3 separate regions of the Homo sapiens genome follow, and all the other regions are linked to region 1. The links are chromatin contacts, found by Hi-C or POLR2A ChIA-PET in ENCODE. All regions are on one chromosome and are shown on one strand. Each heading gives the region's core, a stretch centred on a gene start or an enhancer-like site at or near the end of the contact. The rest is flanking DNA. Distances are from core to core; before and after follow the strand shown.

What was found. A loop is a pair of places that touch in the nucleus more often than their neighbours do. ChIA-PET counts read pairs that join two places held with the same protein, here RNA polymerase II (POLR2A). Pooled maps may share reads with other maps.
Region 2: a pooled map shows a loop between it and region 1 (8-fold over the local background). The contact joins the enhancer-like site here to the promoter of MCM2 in region 1. A Hi-C loop is called at or near these places in 3 of 37 single-sample maps with no recorded cell type and 8 of 50 pooled maps. POLR2A ChIA-PET finds 5 or more read pairs at or near these places in 1 of 52 experiments (Caco-2).
Region 3: a loop to region 1 is called in a pooled map, with 6 times the contacts of the local background. The contact joins the promoter of EEFSEC here to the promoter of MCM2 in region 1. A Hi-C loop is called at or near these places in 1 of 37 single-sample maps with no recorded cell type and 11 of 50 pooled maps. POLR2A ChIA-PET finds 5 or more read pairs at or near these places in 3 of 52 experiments (GM12878, activated T-cell and activated naive CD4-positive, alpha-beta T cell).

Annotation. Positions count from the first base shown.
Region 1 is chr3:127,594,683-127,599,660 of GRCh38, forward strand. MCM2 (minichromosome maintenance complex component 2) reads left to right here and starts at 3,729. Exons shown (of 16, transcript NM_004526.4): 1 at 3,729-3,790; 2 at 4,636-4,865. The coding sequence starts at 3,785. It also overlaps a transcript of TPRA1 not described here. RefSeq lists enhancers at 3,407-4,364, 3,718-3,837 and a silencer at 3,868-4,027.
Region 2 is chr3:126,909,505-126,914,482 of GRCh38, forward strand. The region is part of intron 5 of CHCHD6 (coiled-coil-helix-coiled-coil-helix domain containing 6); the gene reads left to right. Among named protein-coding and RNA genes, the nearest start is that of PLXNA1, 71 kb to the right of the region's middle. RefSeq lists enhancers at 1,619-2,818, 1,751-2,230, 2,371-2,450. Within about 2 kb of position 2,072, at least 17 of the 41 ENCODE cell types and tissues checked have a DNase peak (open chromatin) inside an H3K27ac peak, as active enhancers do.
Region 3 is chr3:128,151,521-128,156,498 of GRCh38, forward strand. It overlaps EEFSEC (eukaryotic elongation factor, selenocysteine-tRNA specific), which reads left to right and starts at 1,961. Exons shown (of 7, transcript NM_021937.5): 1 at 1,961-2,303. The coding sequence starts at 1,988. It also overlaps a transcript of RUVBL1 not described here. RefSeq lists an enhancer at 1,592-1,821 and a silencer at 1,952-2,471.

The sequences.
Region 1 (4,978 bases), core at 2,479-4,978:
GCCACAGCAGCTCCTCTGCCTCAGTTCACAACTACGCCAATGGGCAGTTCTTACGGAGGAAAAAGGCTGCGCTTGATCACAGCTGAGCTGGCTCAATACATGGGTCAGATGTAGTACCTGGATGTGCAGCGGTCGCATGGAGCCCTTGAGGATGAAAGCCACAGGCTACAGATGGTGGAACCAGAATGGGGAGGAGACTTGTCCTCGGCGATGTCCTGAAGCAGCTGCCCCAGCGCTGGATGCCTACTGACCTGGGAAGAGCAAACCCCAAGGTGATGTGTCCTGGAGCAAGTCCAGCATGACTGTTGGCTGGGGTCCCAGCTCCTCACTCCCCAAGCCTGTCCCAGGCTGCCTGAGTGTCCTCAAGACATGGATGCTGCCTTCTCTCAGAGTGAGCAAAGCTGCAGTCTTTTTGTAACTGAATCTCCAAAGTAACATCCAACCACATCTGTCCTATGCTGTTGGGAGGAGATCACACAAGGGTGTGAATACCAGAAGGCAAGGGCCATCAGGGCCATAATAGAGGCTGCCTACTCACCCCACCCACCTTTCTGTCTCTCCTACCCTGCCCCCAACCAGTGTTTAAACATGTCCAAGAACCTCTCATCTGAGAAAAAGCCATATCCCACTCCAGTGCCTGTCCCAGCTCTCACAGTCCATTCCACACCTGGGAATGCCTCTCTGACCCATACATCTTTGGGTGACATAAAAGCACTCCAGCCTCCAACTAGTAACTCACATTCACCCTTCTCACTTCCCTGCATCCTACCTGTCAACACACTTCAATGTAGTGTCTGACTCCAGACACACCGGCCAGCCCAGATCTGCTATCGCCAGGGCCACTAACAGCTCCTAGTCCTTATCAGATGACCTCTGGGCAGCCAGCTGACCCCATCCACCATCTTGACTGCTCTCTTCAGTGGCCTTTGGGAGGGCTCCTGATAATCCCCAGCCCTGCTAGGATCTCCTCTCCTTCAGTGTGGGCCGGACCTCAGGACTCACTTCTCGCTAAGAGAATATGGCAAAAGTAAAGGAATATCACTTCCAAGACATGGCATCTGTCTTGTATGGCCTCTCTCTCTTGTTCGCTTGCTCTGAAAGAAACCAGCTGCCAGGTTGTAAGCTGCTCTGTAGAGAGGCCCCCACCCAAGAGCCAGTGGGAAACTAAGTCTTCAGTCCAACAGCCTATGAGGACCTGAATCCTATCATGTGAAGAAGCTTGGAAGGGGATCCTCCTGAAGATGAGCCTTCAGAGGAGACAGCAGCCCTGGCCAATACCTTGCCTGCAGCCTTGAAAGACCTTGAAGAAGAGGCACCCAGTGGCATCGTGTCCAGATCCCTGATCCACAGACACCGAGACAGTGGGTGCTAATTGCTTCAAGGTGCTAAATCCCAGGATAATTTTTTTTTTTTTGAGATAGAGTTTCGCTCTTTTTGCCCAGGCTGGAGTGCAATGGCACAATTTCGGCTCACCGCAACCTCCACCTCCAGTGTTCAAGTGATTCTCCTGCCTCAGCCTCCTGAGTAGTTGGGATTACAGGCATGCGCCACTACGCCTGGCTAATTTTGGATTTTTAATAGAGACAGGGTTTCTCCATGTTGGTCAGGCTGGTCTTGAACTCCTGACCTCAGGTGATCCACCTGCCTCAGCCTCCCAAAGTGCTGGGATTACAGGTGTGAGCCACCATGCCTGGCCATCCCAGGATAATTTTTTATGCAGCAATAGATAACACAAGCCCATGCAGAGTCTCTTCAGCTTTCCTGTCAGCAGCTCCTAGCATCCGAGGTGCATCCTTCACATCCTTTGTTGGTGTCTCTTAACTGTTGGGGTTTCCCAGGTCCCAGGCTTAGACCTTCTCATCTCCCTGCACTCACTCTGGATTATACAACCACTCCCAAGGCAATCTACAGCTTCAGTCCAAACACGCCCTTGAGTCCCATACATGGATATCCAACAGCTTCCTGGATATGTCCCCTCGGCCCAAATTCAGCACAGCCAGAAACAAACTCATCTTCTTCCCCCTTAAATTGCTGGTCTTCCTGTGCGCTCCTATCTCAGCTATCATCCACCTAGCTAAGCCAGGATCCTGGTGTCATCCTGCATGCCTCTTTTGCTGTCCTCAATCACCAACACCTATAGACCCCACTTCCTGGCCGGGCGTGGTGGCTCACGCCTGTAATCCTAGCACTATGGGAGGCCAAGGCAGGCGGATCCACTTGTCAGGAGTTGGAGACCAGCCTAGCTAACAATGGTGAAATCCCATCTCTACTAAAAATACAAAAATTAACCGGGCACAATGGCGTGCATCTCTAATCCCAGCTACTCGGGAGGCTAAGGCACGAGAATCGCTTGAACTTGGGAGGTGGAGGTTGCAGTGAGCTGAGGTTGCACCACTGCACTCCAGCCTGGGTGACAGAGTGACTCTGTCTCAAAAAAAAAAAAAAGATTCCACCTCCTAAACATCTTGTATTTCCAGTTCTCTCCATCACTCCTGCCTCCCTACCCTGGGTCCCAGGCAGAGATGCTTGTTCACTGCACAAAGTGCCTGGCTAAGAGGGTTGCGATTCAGCCCTGCCTCTGCTCACTAAGGCTGCCTGGAACTAGACAAGAACCACAGCAACCTCCTCGTTTGCTGCCTTCAACCTCGTTCAATCCACTTCCACCTGGTAGCAGCCAGAGGGATTCTAAAACCCACACTAGTTCACGTCTCACCCTGCTCAAAATGCTTCCATGGCCTTCCATTGCTTTCAGAATACAGAATAGTCAAACTCTCTAGAAAAACATCTAGCTCTTTTTTGATCCGGATTTTCTCTCCCTCAAGTCTTGTCTGTTGCCCGGCATCATAAGCTCCTAGGGTTAGTTCTTAGGGAGGGGCTTGCACATCCGGGCCCTGCCATGACCTCTGCAGCTTTGCACATGGCATCCTTCTATCTGTAACATCCTCCCTGCGTCTTCGCTCCCCTGGGCAAAGATAACTCCTACTAAAGCCTCAGATGTGACCTCCTACAAAATCCCAGAGTTGTCCAGCTGCTTGAAGTATTGAGCCTTTGAGCTTTGGGAGAAGTTAAACCATTGTGCTCCTAAGACGGTAAGAAGCGTCAGAAAACCAGGCTCTGAACCTCTGCTGTCTTTTTTTTTTTTTGAGACGGAGTCTCACTCTGTCACCCAGGCTGGAGTGCAGTGGCGGGATCTCGGCTCACCGCAACCTCCACCTCCCAGGTTCAAGCGATTCTTCTGCCTCAGCCTCCCGAGTAGCTGGGATTACAGGCCCGTGCCACCATGCCCAACTAATTTTTGTATTTTTAGTAAAGACTGGGTTTCACCATGTTAGTCAGGCTGGTCTCGAACTCCTGAGCTTGTGATCCGCCCACCTCGGCTTCCCAAAGTGCTGGGATTACAGGCGTGAGCCACCGCGCCCGGCCTCTGTTGTCTTGTCAGCAAAATGGCCCTGGTGTGACCGAGGTCACGCAGCCAGCAAGTGTCGTCGGGTCCCCTGGAGCCTCAGCTTCTACCTCCGCTCCAGCTCCCACCACAGCGCAGGCGAGCGCACGCGCACAGCGCCGGGCCGCACACCTCCGGGCTCTGGGCGGAGCGCCTCGGGCGTTGTAGGCGGGACCGGACCCTCTGGCCCGCCCCTCCGTGTCCCTTCTGGTCGCCAGTGGACGCCGACGTCATGACGTCGCGTTCCGTAGGGCTCTTCCCGGGCTTTGGTGGGTCACGTGAACCACTTTTCGCGCGAAACCTGGTTGTTGCTGTAGTGGCGGAGAGGATCGTGGTACTGCTATGGCGGTGAGCGCGCTGGCGCGTGGCGGGCGGGCGCCGGGGACATGGGTGCGGAGGCTGCGCGCTTCCCGTACTCTGGCCCCGGCCCAGGGCGGCGCTCTGGGTGAGGCTGGGCCCCAGGCTCTGGGGCGCAGCTACTTTCTCGCCTGCACCCTGCGTGAGGCGACTCGCCTACCTACCACTGACCTGGGGCCCTGGGCTCCCTAAGGCGAGCTCGGCCCGTTCAGCCTCTGTCCTTTATTCACCCCACACATACTTATTGGGCGCCATCTGTGTGGCGCTGAGCGTACAAAAGACAGGCCCCCATTTCACTACACTCCTTTAAACTTTTTTTTTTTTTAATTTCCCAATGATCCTTGTTCCAAACACTACACTTACTTTTGTATTACCTTCTTGTCCCTTTGTCTTGTATACTGTCTGTTCCACATCTGAGTTCCAGACCTCTTGTTTTGGTGGCTCTTCTATGCCATCTCTATCACAATACCTTGCGCACTGTGTGTGCTGAAATAGGTCTAATGCTTAAGGGGAGATAATAGACAGTAAACAGGTAAATAGGCAAATGACATAACCTCAGTGGTTTTTCATGGAGAAAGCACGGTGATGTGGGTGACCCCGATATTTGAGCTGGCTTCTATTTGTTTGGAAGCCACTGACTCAGATTGCTCAGCTGAGAGCATTCCAGGTGAGAGAACAGCAAGGGCAAAGATCTGGAGGCTGGAAGGGGTTTGGTGTGTTGGAGGACAAGAGTCACAGGTGGAGAGAAAGAAGGGAAGGCCCCTGATGGTAAAAAGGAAGCTGTATCATGCCTCACCAGCTTCCTAGGTTTCTGACAACCGCACCTTCTCTTGCAGGAATCATCGGAATCCTTCACCATGGCATCCAGCCCGGCCCAGCGTCGGCGAGGCAATGATCCTCTCACCTCCAGCCCTGGCCGAAGCTCCCGGCGTACTGATGCCCTCACCTCCAGCCCTGGCCGTGACCTTCCACCATTTGAGGATGAGTCCGAGGGGCTCCTAGGCACAGAGGGGCCCCTGGAGGAAGAAGAGGATGGAGAGGAGCTCATTGGAGATGGCATGGAAAGGTAATTTCATTCAAGGCCCTGGACTCAGCAGATAGTTTTGCAGAGAGCCCATTGTGTGCCTGGTGGCCTGGCTTTGGGAGCTGGGAGCAGATGAATCGATGGCATTCTTGCCT
Region 2 (4,978 bases), core at 822-3,321, 690 kb before region 1:
AAAACTGCTCGGGAAGTAATTGAAGAAACACTGTGACTTTGGAAACCCATGGAGATAACACTCACACCTTCTTACTCACGTTATTTAATTTTTAATGGCAGATTTAATTAATGGAGGTCAGGCCTCCTGCTTTCAGATGTGCATGTGGGGCAGCTGGAGGAGGAGGAGGGGCAGCTGTCTACAGGGCAGAGGAAAAGACTGCAAATTTGGGAAACTAAAGAGTCCGATGGGAAAGAAAATCACCCAGAAATAATAGTCCCTGGTCATTGGGTGCTAATTAATGTGTGAGAATTCGGTAGAGCGCACTTCAGAGAAGTTTCCCAGTGTCTCTCAGTGGGCAGCAGGGCTCCTTTACAGGCACAGTCATGCTGCCTTCCCAGGCTCTGTGCTGCAGGGTTCCAGGAGCTCTCGAGAACTGACGGCCTAGCCGGGGAGAGCTGGATGCCATCATCCACACAGCTGCCAGAATGTTCTTTTAAAAACACAAATCAGCTGGGCACAGTAAGTCACGCCTATAATCCCAACACTTTGGGAGGCCAAGGCAGGCAGATCACTTGAGCCCAGGAGTTTGAAACCAGCCTGGCCAACATGGCGAAACCCCCTCTCTGTAAAAAATACAAAAATTAGCTGGGCAGGATGGCACACTCCTGTAGTCCCAGCTACTGGGGTGGCTCTGAGGTGGAGAGATAGCTTGAGCCCAGAGGTCGAGGTTACAGCGGGCTATGATCACACCACTGCATTCCAGCCAGGAGCAAGGCCCTGCCTCAGGAAAAAAAAAAAAACAAAAAAAACAAATCTTCCCTGCCCCTCCTTCACTGAAAAAGGAAAGCCTTCTTCACCCTTATTGCCCATGAGGTGCAGTCCAAGCTTTTGAGCCTGCAGCTGGCATCCTCCACGTCCCCTCCTGGCCGTTGCCCTGTGCCTCTGCAGCAACAGTGGCATCTCCTGCCCCATGCACAGCCCTGTGGCAGCCCCAGGCTCCTCGCACTGCTGCCTGTGTTCAGGAGACCTCCCTCTCATTTGGCTCATTTCTGCTCATCCTTTAAAATTCATTAAAATGGATACACCCTTTGACCCAAGAATTTGACTTATACAGTGTTCCCTACAGATACACACAAAGTTCTAGATGCCAAGATGTTCCTCTTAGCTTTGTTTATAATAGTAGAAGACTAGAAACAACCTCTGTACAAGGATGGGGAGCTGCTTGAGTGATACTCAAGGGATGACACTACAGGGTATTCATTCCTACTACTAAGTGCTGGTCAGCTGGAGTGGGTGAGGTCTCTGAGGATCAATGGAAAGATGAGGTGTGGCAGATCGTGTCTGCTGCAGTCAAGTGAGTGTCAGGAACAAGTGGGGCACATGTGTGTGCTCACTCACACATGTGCCCATGCATGCACAGCACCTCGCCCTGACAAGGACGGGGTGCACAGAGGAGTAGGGATAGGGCTGAGTCCAGGCTGGCCAAGAGGCTCAGTATTCACCACACACCCTCCATGCTTTCCATTTTTGTTTTTTAAAACCATATGTAAGTATTTTTCAAAAACATTGTTTAGTGTAAATAAAAAAAACTCAGCCTCAGTTCAGGTATTGGCTCCCAGGAAGTCAGTCTGACCCATGGTTTCTGCCAGGCTGTCCTTTCAGGTGCCCCACAGCACCTGGGAGGACTGGCTGAGTACCCCATTGTAATTATGATGCCACCATCTCAGAGCTCCACGAGGCCAGGGAGCAAGCCACACTTGTCTCAGAACCTTCTGGCACTTGGCGGGTTCTCAGTGTGCACGTTGGTAGTGTCTAGTCCTTCTAGAAGCCCTGACCTGGTGATTGGTTGAGGAGTCCACAGAGTGCCCTGCCCTTCCCAGGAGATGGAGTCTGGGTCCACTCCAGCAGCCTTGGAAAGGCCTGGTGGATGAGCAGCTTTGTGAACACAGGAAGCCAGCTTGGTATTCCCAAGTTGTGGGCCGGAGACCTTCGAGTGCCAAGGGAGCTGCGGTTGTGAGGACATCCGTCCCTGTAGGTCTGCTTAGGCAGATTAGATGAGTGGGGTAGGCGGGTCAGGACAGGACAGGACGGGGAATTTCTCTGAGTCATTCTGAGAAACAATAGAGGAAGCTGCAGCAGGGTAATCACCGCCACTTCTTGGCCTGTGGGTACTTCCTGTGACAAATCGAGTTGACCACATGTTCAAACTGAGCTTGCAATCAAACCCAAGCACTATCCAAATTCACCGGGGCCAGGCTGTTTCTGGCAGTATGGCATCTTGAGCACAGGCTCTGAGTGTCTACTGAAGCCCACAGCAGGCCGGGCCCATCTGGGCCAAGGATTCGCTCTCTGAGAAGGTTGGCAACAGGTGCCTGGGCCTGCAGGATGGTGACCTGACACTCAGGAGCCCTGTGGGCACAACCACAGGAAGAGGGGTTTGGCTCAAAGAGAAGGTCTGAGCCATGAGGTTGTTTTGTGGGAAAGGAAGTAGGCCAGGATGAATTGTGGGGGGCGGGGCTTAGGATGAGGTGCATTTTAGCTCTGGAAAATTCAGTGGCTGTGGTGGGCTGAGGTGGGTGCTGTGTGCCAAGATGTCTCTCCACCAACTGCAGGCTGGGTGATACCCTGTGTTGCTGTTGAGAGAAGTGACTTACCCAAAGAACACCGCCAGCATATGCCAAAGCGCAAATCAAAATGTGGGTCTGTGGTCCATGCCATCTCCTGATGAGGTCTCATGAAGGGGAACTTCAGACAGCTAAGCAGTTCCCACCCAGGCTGTGGCGGAAGGGCGTCTGCATGGAGTGGGAGGGAGGCCCAAAGTTGTTATGTCTCTGTCCCTACCGCCTCGCCCAGGACAGGCAGTGCTGGTGGATACTGGACTGGTCGAGGCAAAGACGTAATCTCTCGTTTGAATGTGAGGGCTCTAGAGAGAACACTGGAGCCCCCTTGCTGGGCATTTTGGCAGCAGCTGGCTGTGGTGGGAGGAGAACCTGTATTTATTTCGTGCCTGTCGTATGCCGGGAGGGTTGGCATTTCCCAGCTGTCATTCCCAGTAGCTGTAGAGGGAGGCATCCATTATCTCCTTGGCTCAGAAGTGAGGAGCAGCGAGGTGACTTGCCTAAGCTCACCAGGCAGTGGAGGGTGAAAGGCCCAGAGGTGGCCCCCAGGCCTCCCTGACTCCCCCGGCCCAGCCCAGGGCAGAATGCCAGCACCTGGTGGTTCTTCCTCATCACATGAGCCAGGTGCTCTTCCCCAGGGGCTCACCTTCCACATTTACCTCCCAGTCAGCACTTCTCTGAGGCCACGATGCAGCAGGGGAGTCCTTGGGGTAAGACTAGAGGGGGGCCTGGTTTCCATCTGGACCTGCCTTCCATGCCCTATGGCCTTAGAGGTGGGGGGTCCATCCCTGCCTCAGTTACCTTCCCTGCAGAAGGCCGAGGGGGGTCCGTGGTGCACAGGAAGTGCTTTCCCTGGGTGGCTCTGTGCACCTCTCACTTCGTGTCTGCCCAGCTTCAGCCAGGCTAGCTGTGTGCCTGGTGGGCGGAGAGAGCCAAGTTGAAGTCCTACAAATGTGCAAGGCAACGCAGCTCTAAAGTTCCTTCACTGCCACACAAGCGTGTTTCAGGGACTGACTGATCTGTGCCTGCAGTAGGTACCTGAGACCTGAAGCTCCCATTTGCTCATCTGTAGAACGGGGATAATCATGCTGCCCGTATGAGCCTTTTTTTTTTTTTTTTTTTTTTTTTTTTTTTTTTTTTGGGAGACGGAGTTTCACTTTTGTCGCCCAGGCTGAAGTACAGTGGCACAATCTCGGCTTACTGTAACCTCCACCTCCTGGGTTCAAGCGATTCTCATGCCTCAGCCTCCCAAGTAGCTGGGATTACAGGCACCCGCCACCACACCCAGCTAATTTTTTTTTTGTATTTTTAGTAGAGATGGGGTTTTGCCATTTGGGCCAGGCTGATCTTGAACTCCTGACCTCAGGTGATCCACACACCTCAGCCTCCCAAAGTGCCCATGTGAGGCTTTGAGGAGTAGATGTGGTTGTGTCTGCAAAGGGACTGACCTTAAGCCAACTCCAGGTGACATCTGCTGTACCTTCCTCACCCGCACTGGGGAGGTCTGACCACGGGCCCTGCCCCACCTCAGGTTGTTTCATTTCTGAAACTGCTTCCTCATGAGTCAGCCCAAGGCTGGCCTTCTCCCTGCTGCCTACATGTCCACATGTGGGCTTCACCACACTCCCACCTGGAGCACGGCAGGAGGCTGCTAGCAGATGCGTTAATGTCAGTCTCCCCTCAGAACATGCGAAGGTGCTGGAGCTTCACAAAGAAAGGAGGATGTGGACCTGGGCCTTTGTGGCCTGGAGCAGCTTGCCTCTGAGGCACAGCAAAGTTCCATAACCTACCCAGAGCCACACGGTGGTGGCATCAGGGCTTAGACCCAGCTGTGTTTTGCTCCCAGGCCTGGGCCTTCCCTCCACAAACCTGGGTCTGTAGGTGCACATGTACCGGGTGATCTCAGGACAAATTAAGTGTGTGCCTGTGGATGCTCCCCTTAACAATCTGGACAGATGGTTGCTGTTCCGATGAGTAGGGTGGTCAGGGTAGGCAGCAGAGTGTTTCCCAGACTGGGAATCTAGACAACTGAGTTGTAGTCCTTACACTGCCCCGTTGCTCTGTGACTTTGGAGAAGTCATTTCACCTCTCCGGGAAGGAAAGTCCACCTATAAAATAGGGGTTGGACCAGATCAAGACTGAGAAATTTTTTTCTTTAAAGATAGTAAGTATTTTAAGCTTTGTAGGTCATGTAGTCTCTATCATAGCTCCTCAACTCTGCCATTGTAGCACAGAAGCAGCCACAGACAATATGTGAACTAATGAGCGTGGCTGTGTGCCAGTAAAACCCTTATTCACAAAAACAGGTGGCAGGCTGGATTTTGCCCGTGGATCGTGGTCTGCCAACCCCTGAGCTAGAGGATCTCATAACGCACTTG
Region 3 (4,978 bases), core at 711-3,210, 560 kb after region 1:
AACCCTCCCTTTTAAATACGTTTACTGCTTTTACTACTAGATTTTTTTTAATGGGAGGCGTATTTTTACAGTTTCCTATTTGCAAGGTGGGAAAACGGAAACAAAGATTCTGTTCTCTTCTTGTAAGGACCCTAATCCCATCACAAGGGCCCGCTCTCATGATCTCATCTAACCTCCCAAACGTCCCATCTCCAAATACTATCACACTGGGGGTCAGGGTGTCCACATATGAATTTGAGAGGGACACAATTCAGTCTATGACATGGACTCTGTTCCTAGTGGAGAGTGGTGGAACGAAGGAGGCAGTTACTGCAAGCATGAATACATCCGCACATGGTCTGGCTCATCACAGAGGGCAAAGGTAAGATCCTGTGAACTTTGTGCTCCACCGCCACAGTGTTACAAAAACACTCTCTTCTCCAGAAAAATGGAAGGAGGAGGCAATGTTGGGCTAGCATTCCTGCCTGGTATCACTGGCTGAGACTGAGCAGTGGCTTCCCTCTTTGCACAGGAAAAGGGCTCTCCAGGTCTCCCAGGTCCCCACCACTCCCTGTCATCTTAGACTCTTTTAACTTCTCTTCTTTGATTTACCCACCACCTGGCCAGAGCAGACACTTAGGTTTGTTACCTCTGGTTGGTGACTATGGCTGACAACCTTTTTTGTGGTTCTAGACACTTCAGAATCTAGTGAGAGTTGTCGACCCTCTGTCTAGCAAGAGCACATCACAACACATTGTGCGTTCAATTTAGAGGTTTGTGGCCTCTCCTAAGCCCAGGCTACAGACTCTCAGGGTGAGAATTTCTGAGTCAGAGATAATGTTGTCCTCTTCCATCTTCAAACCATCTTTTCCCATGGTTGGCTCCTTCTCAACACTGGAGTTTCAACTCAAACAGCAACTCCTAGATGTCTTCCCTGACCCACAGTTAGGTAGCTGTCCATCCTCCCTCTCCTGCTCCTTTTTATCTCAGCTTTTATTTTCCCTAGGAGACTTCTCGCTCTCTGAAATGGTCTGGTTCAGGCTGTATTGTTTGACTTAGCCCTCACCCCCTGAATGTAATATTAGCGGGCACTGTAGCCCAGCGGAACCCACCAGGCACTTGGTAAGATCTTGCTGAAATGTATGAATGATTGGAAGTGTGTCCGGAGTTGGTTTCTTCCAGTGGGTTCCTAGTCTCGCTGACTTCAAGAATGGAGCCGCGGACCTTCGCAGTGAGTGTTAAAGCTCTTAAAGATGGCACAGTCCCAAAGAGTGAGCAGCAGCAAGATTTATTGTGAAGAGCAAAAAGCTTCTGCAATGCGAAAGGGCACCTGAGAGGGTTGCTGCTGCTGGCGGGGGTGGCCAGCTTTTATTCCCTTATTTGCCCCCTCCCCCACGTCCCCCCGCCCTCCCCCGCCCCCCGCCGTCCCCCCGCCCTCCCCCCCGCCCCCGTCTTCCCGCCCCCCCCGCCCCCGTCTTCCCCCCGCCCACCCCGCCCCCCCCGCCCCCCTTCGCCCCCCCATGTTCCGTTTTTGTCCTATCAGAGCGCCCTTTTTTCAATCCTCCCTGTGATTGGCTTCTTTTAGGATCCTGCTGATTGGTGCATGTTACAGAGCACTGATTGGTGCGTTTTACAGAGCGCTGATTGGTGCATTTTACAATCCTCTTGATAGCTATAGAAAAGTTCTCCAAGTCTCCACTCACCCAGAAAGTCCAAATGGCTTCACTTCTCAGAAGGATCCCTCCATCTCGGGCTCCTAGAGGCTTCAGGCAGGAGGAGCCACGTGAGAGAGAAACCCTGCCTACGGTGACCTCCAGTTCCTAGACCACCCACTCGGAGCACGGCGCTCGGCTGTGCCCGTGAGCCTCAGGAGGGCGGAAGCTTCCGGGCCGGAACGGGTGTGCACAGCGCGCCGGTTACGGGGGGGCAACTTAACGGGCCGGACCGCGGCGACTACCGAGGGAGGTGAGGGGCGGGCCGGGCGGGTGTCCGAGGCGGCGGCGGCGGCATGGCAGGGCGGCGGGTGAACGTGAACGTGGGCGTGCTGGGCCACATCGACAGCGGCAAGACGGCGCTGGCGCGGGCGCTAAGCACCACAGCCTCCACCGCCGCCTTTGACAAGCAGCCGCAGAGCCGCGAGCGCGGCATCACGCTCGATCTGGGCTTCTCGTGCTTCTCGGTGCCGCTGCCCGCGCGCCTGCGGTCGTCTTTGCCCGAGTTCCAGGCAGCGCCCGAGGCCGAGCCCGAGCCCGGCGAGCCACTGCTTCAGGTCACGCTGGTCGACTGCCCCGGGCACGCCTCCCTCATCCGGACCATCATCGGCGGTGAGCGCGGGCCGGGGCGGGAGCCGGGCTCAGGGACGCGGGCGGAGCGACCGGGCCCCGTGTCCGAATTCGCTCGAGCCTTTGCCGGGACGGGAAATCGCCCCACCTCATTGGTGGGGCTCCTGACGCCCCAAGAGGCGGACGTGACTTGCCTAGGGCTCCGCAGCAAGTGAGCGGAGGCTTTGAGATTCAGCTTTTCCCATCCAGCAGAACCGAGCTGCAAGGCGCCTTCCTTAAAAAAAAAAAAAAAAAAAAATCAAAAAATCCCTACCAAATGTGTTTATAATACATGGTCAAGTAAAGAAAACTCAAAATAAGAAAACTCACAAGCTACAAAAAGGGTATACATACAAAGGCTGTCTTCATTCACCTGTCATTTGGTCTGATTCCCGTTCCTAGAGCCAACCGCTGCTACCAGTTTTTGTATATCATTTCAGAAAGGCTCCACGTCAATACAAGCATATCTGTGTGTATGTATAAATCCCTCTTTCCCTCATCCTTTTAGACACGATTTCACTCAACATTGTGTCTGGAGAGTGCCCCATATCTGTACACAAAGCTACATCATTCTTTTTAAAGCTCACATAGAATTCAACTGCACCCTTGTACCAACATTTTCTTTTTCTTTTTTTTTTTTTCTTTTTGAGACAGAGTCTTGTTCTGTCGCCCAGCCTGGAGTGCAGTGGCACGATCTCGGCTCACTGCAACTTCCGCCTCCTGGGTTCAAGCGATTGTCCTGCCTCAGTCTCCTGAGTAGCTGGGATTACAGGCGCGCGCCACCACGCCCGGCTAATTTTTTTGTATTTTCAGTAGAGACGGGTTTCACCATGTTGGTCAGGCTGGTCTCAAACTCCTGACTTCATGACCCGCCCGCCCTGGCCTCCCAAAGTCCTGGGATTACAGGCGTGAGCCACCACGTCCGGCCTGTACCAACATTTTCTGAACAAATCTTTTAATGATGGACGTTTATGCTGTTTCCAGTATTTACAAACCATTTTGCAGTGAATATTCTAGAACAGAACTCTTTGGTATGTTCGCATATATGTAGGATAATAGATAATAACTGGCTGGGGCAAGGGGCATGTGTGTTTTCGGTCGTGGTGGGTACTGCCAAAATGCCCCACAAAGAGGTACCATTAATTTTTAATTATACATGTAATACATGAATACATGCTACTTGTGAAGAAATAGAACATCACAAATAAGACAAACATTCCCTTACCCACTCCTCTGTCCTAAATTCTGTACCCCTCCTATCTCTGCAAATGAAAAGACCCGTTTTTTGTTTTTTTGTTTTTTTGTTTTTTTCTGAGATGGAGTCTCGCTCTGTTACCAGGCTGGAGTGCAGTGGTGCAATCTTGGCTCACTGCAACCTCTTTCTCCCCGGTTCAAGCGATTCTCCTGCCTCAGCCTCCCAAGTAGCTGGGACTACAGGTGCACATCACCACACCTGGCTAATTTTTATATTTTTAGTAGACATGGGGTTTCACCATATTGGCCAGGATGGTCTTGATCTCGACCTCGTGATCCCCATGCCTCGGCCTCCCAAAGTGCTGGGATTACAGGTGTGAGCCACTGTGCCTGGCTGAAAAGACCATTATTATACCTTTGTGGATTACTTTTCCAGACCCATTTAACTCCACTTAAATATATGGATAGAGTTTTAAAACATGTTTTGTTTTTAGAAAAAATGATACAATAATATAAACACATGGTATAAAAGGGTATATAGCTAAAGAAGTATACTTCTCACTGCTGACCCCAGTACCTGATTACCTTTCTGTTCCCATTTTCTTGTGTTTCCTTCCAGCAATATTCTGTATGCCACACATGGGAATATATATTGGGCAGATGATAATTGGCTTGGTGGCAGATGGCCTCATTGGTCACTGGGCATTCTGGGTCCCAGCTATAATGGTGAGCTTGTTAAGTACAGTACTTCATCTTTGTTACCTCCCAACTGTTTCATGTTACAGGCAGTCTGAGATCATTTCCCCATTTTACAGTAGAGGAAATAGAAGTTTGAAGAAGTGAAGGGACTTGCTCAGGGTCACACTATCTAAAGTCTTCTCCTCAATCCATGTTTCAGTCAGGTGAATTTCAAGGGGCACACAATTCTCTACCCATTCCTCCCTGCCCCCTTATAACTGAATTCTGTTTGGTCACATCAAAGTACATTTTAGAACATGGACTCTGAGCCAGTCCAGACTGGAGGTGGAAGGCAGAGGTTAAAAAATGAGATGGCGAGTTTTTAGTGTTGTCTAGTAAATAGGGTAGATGAGTGGTGAAGGACATACTTTTGGAGTCAGACAAAACTGGGCTTGAAGCCTAGCTTGCTTTCTTCCTTAGCTGTATGACGTTTGAACCTAATTCTGGACCTTGCTCCAACTGGAAGATAGTGGTAACCACACAACTATTTATTGGCTTGACTTTTCTTGTGTATTTGCTGCTTACCAGGCAAACCCTGCAAGGAGCGTGGTGGTTACCATTTAATAGTTGAGAAAATTGGGACTTAGGGAGGCAGGTAGTTAGTGAAACAGTCCAGGTCTGCCTGACTCCAAAGCTGGAGTCCTTTGCATGCTTCCCCAGGTTACCCTATAGTTCCCTCATCCGCTTCCAACATACGTGCATACCTCATGTTATTGTGCTTCACTTGATTGTACTTTGCAGATAGT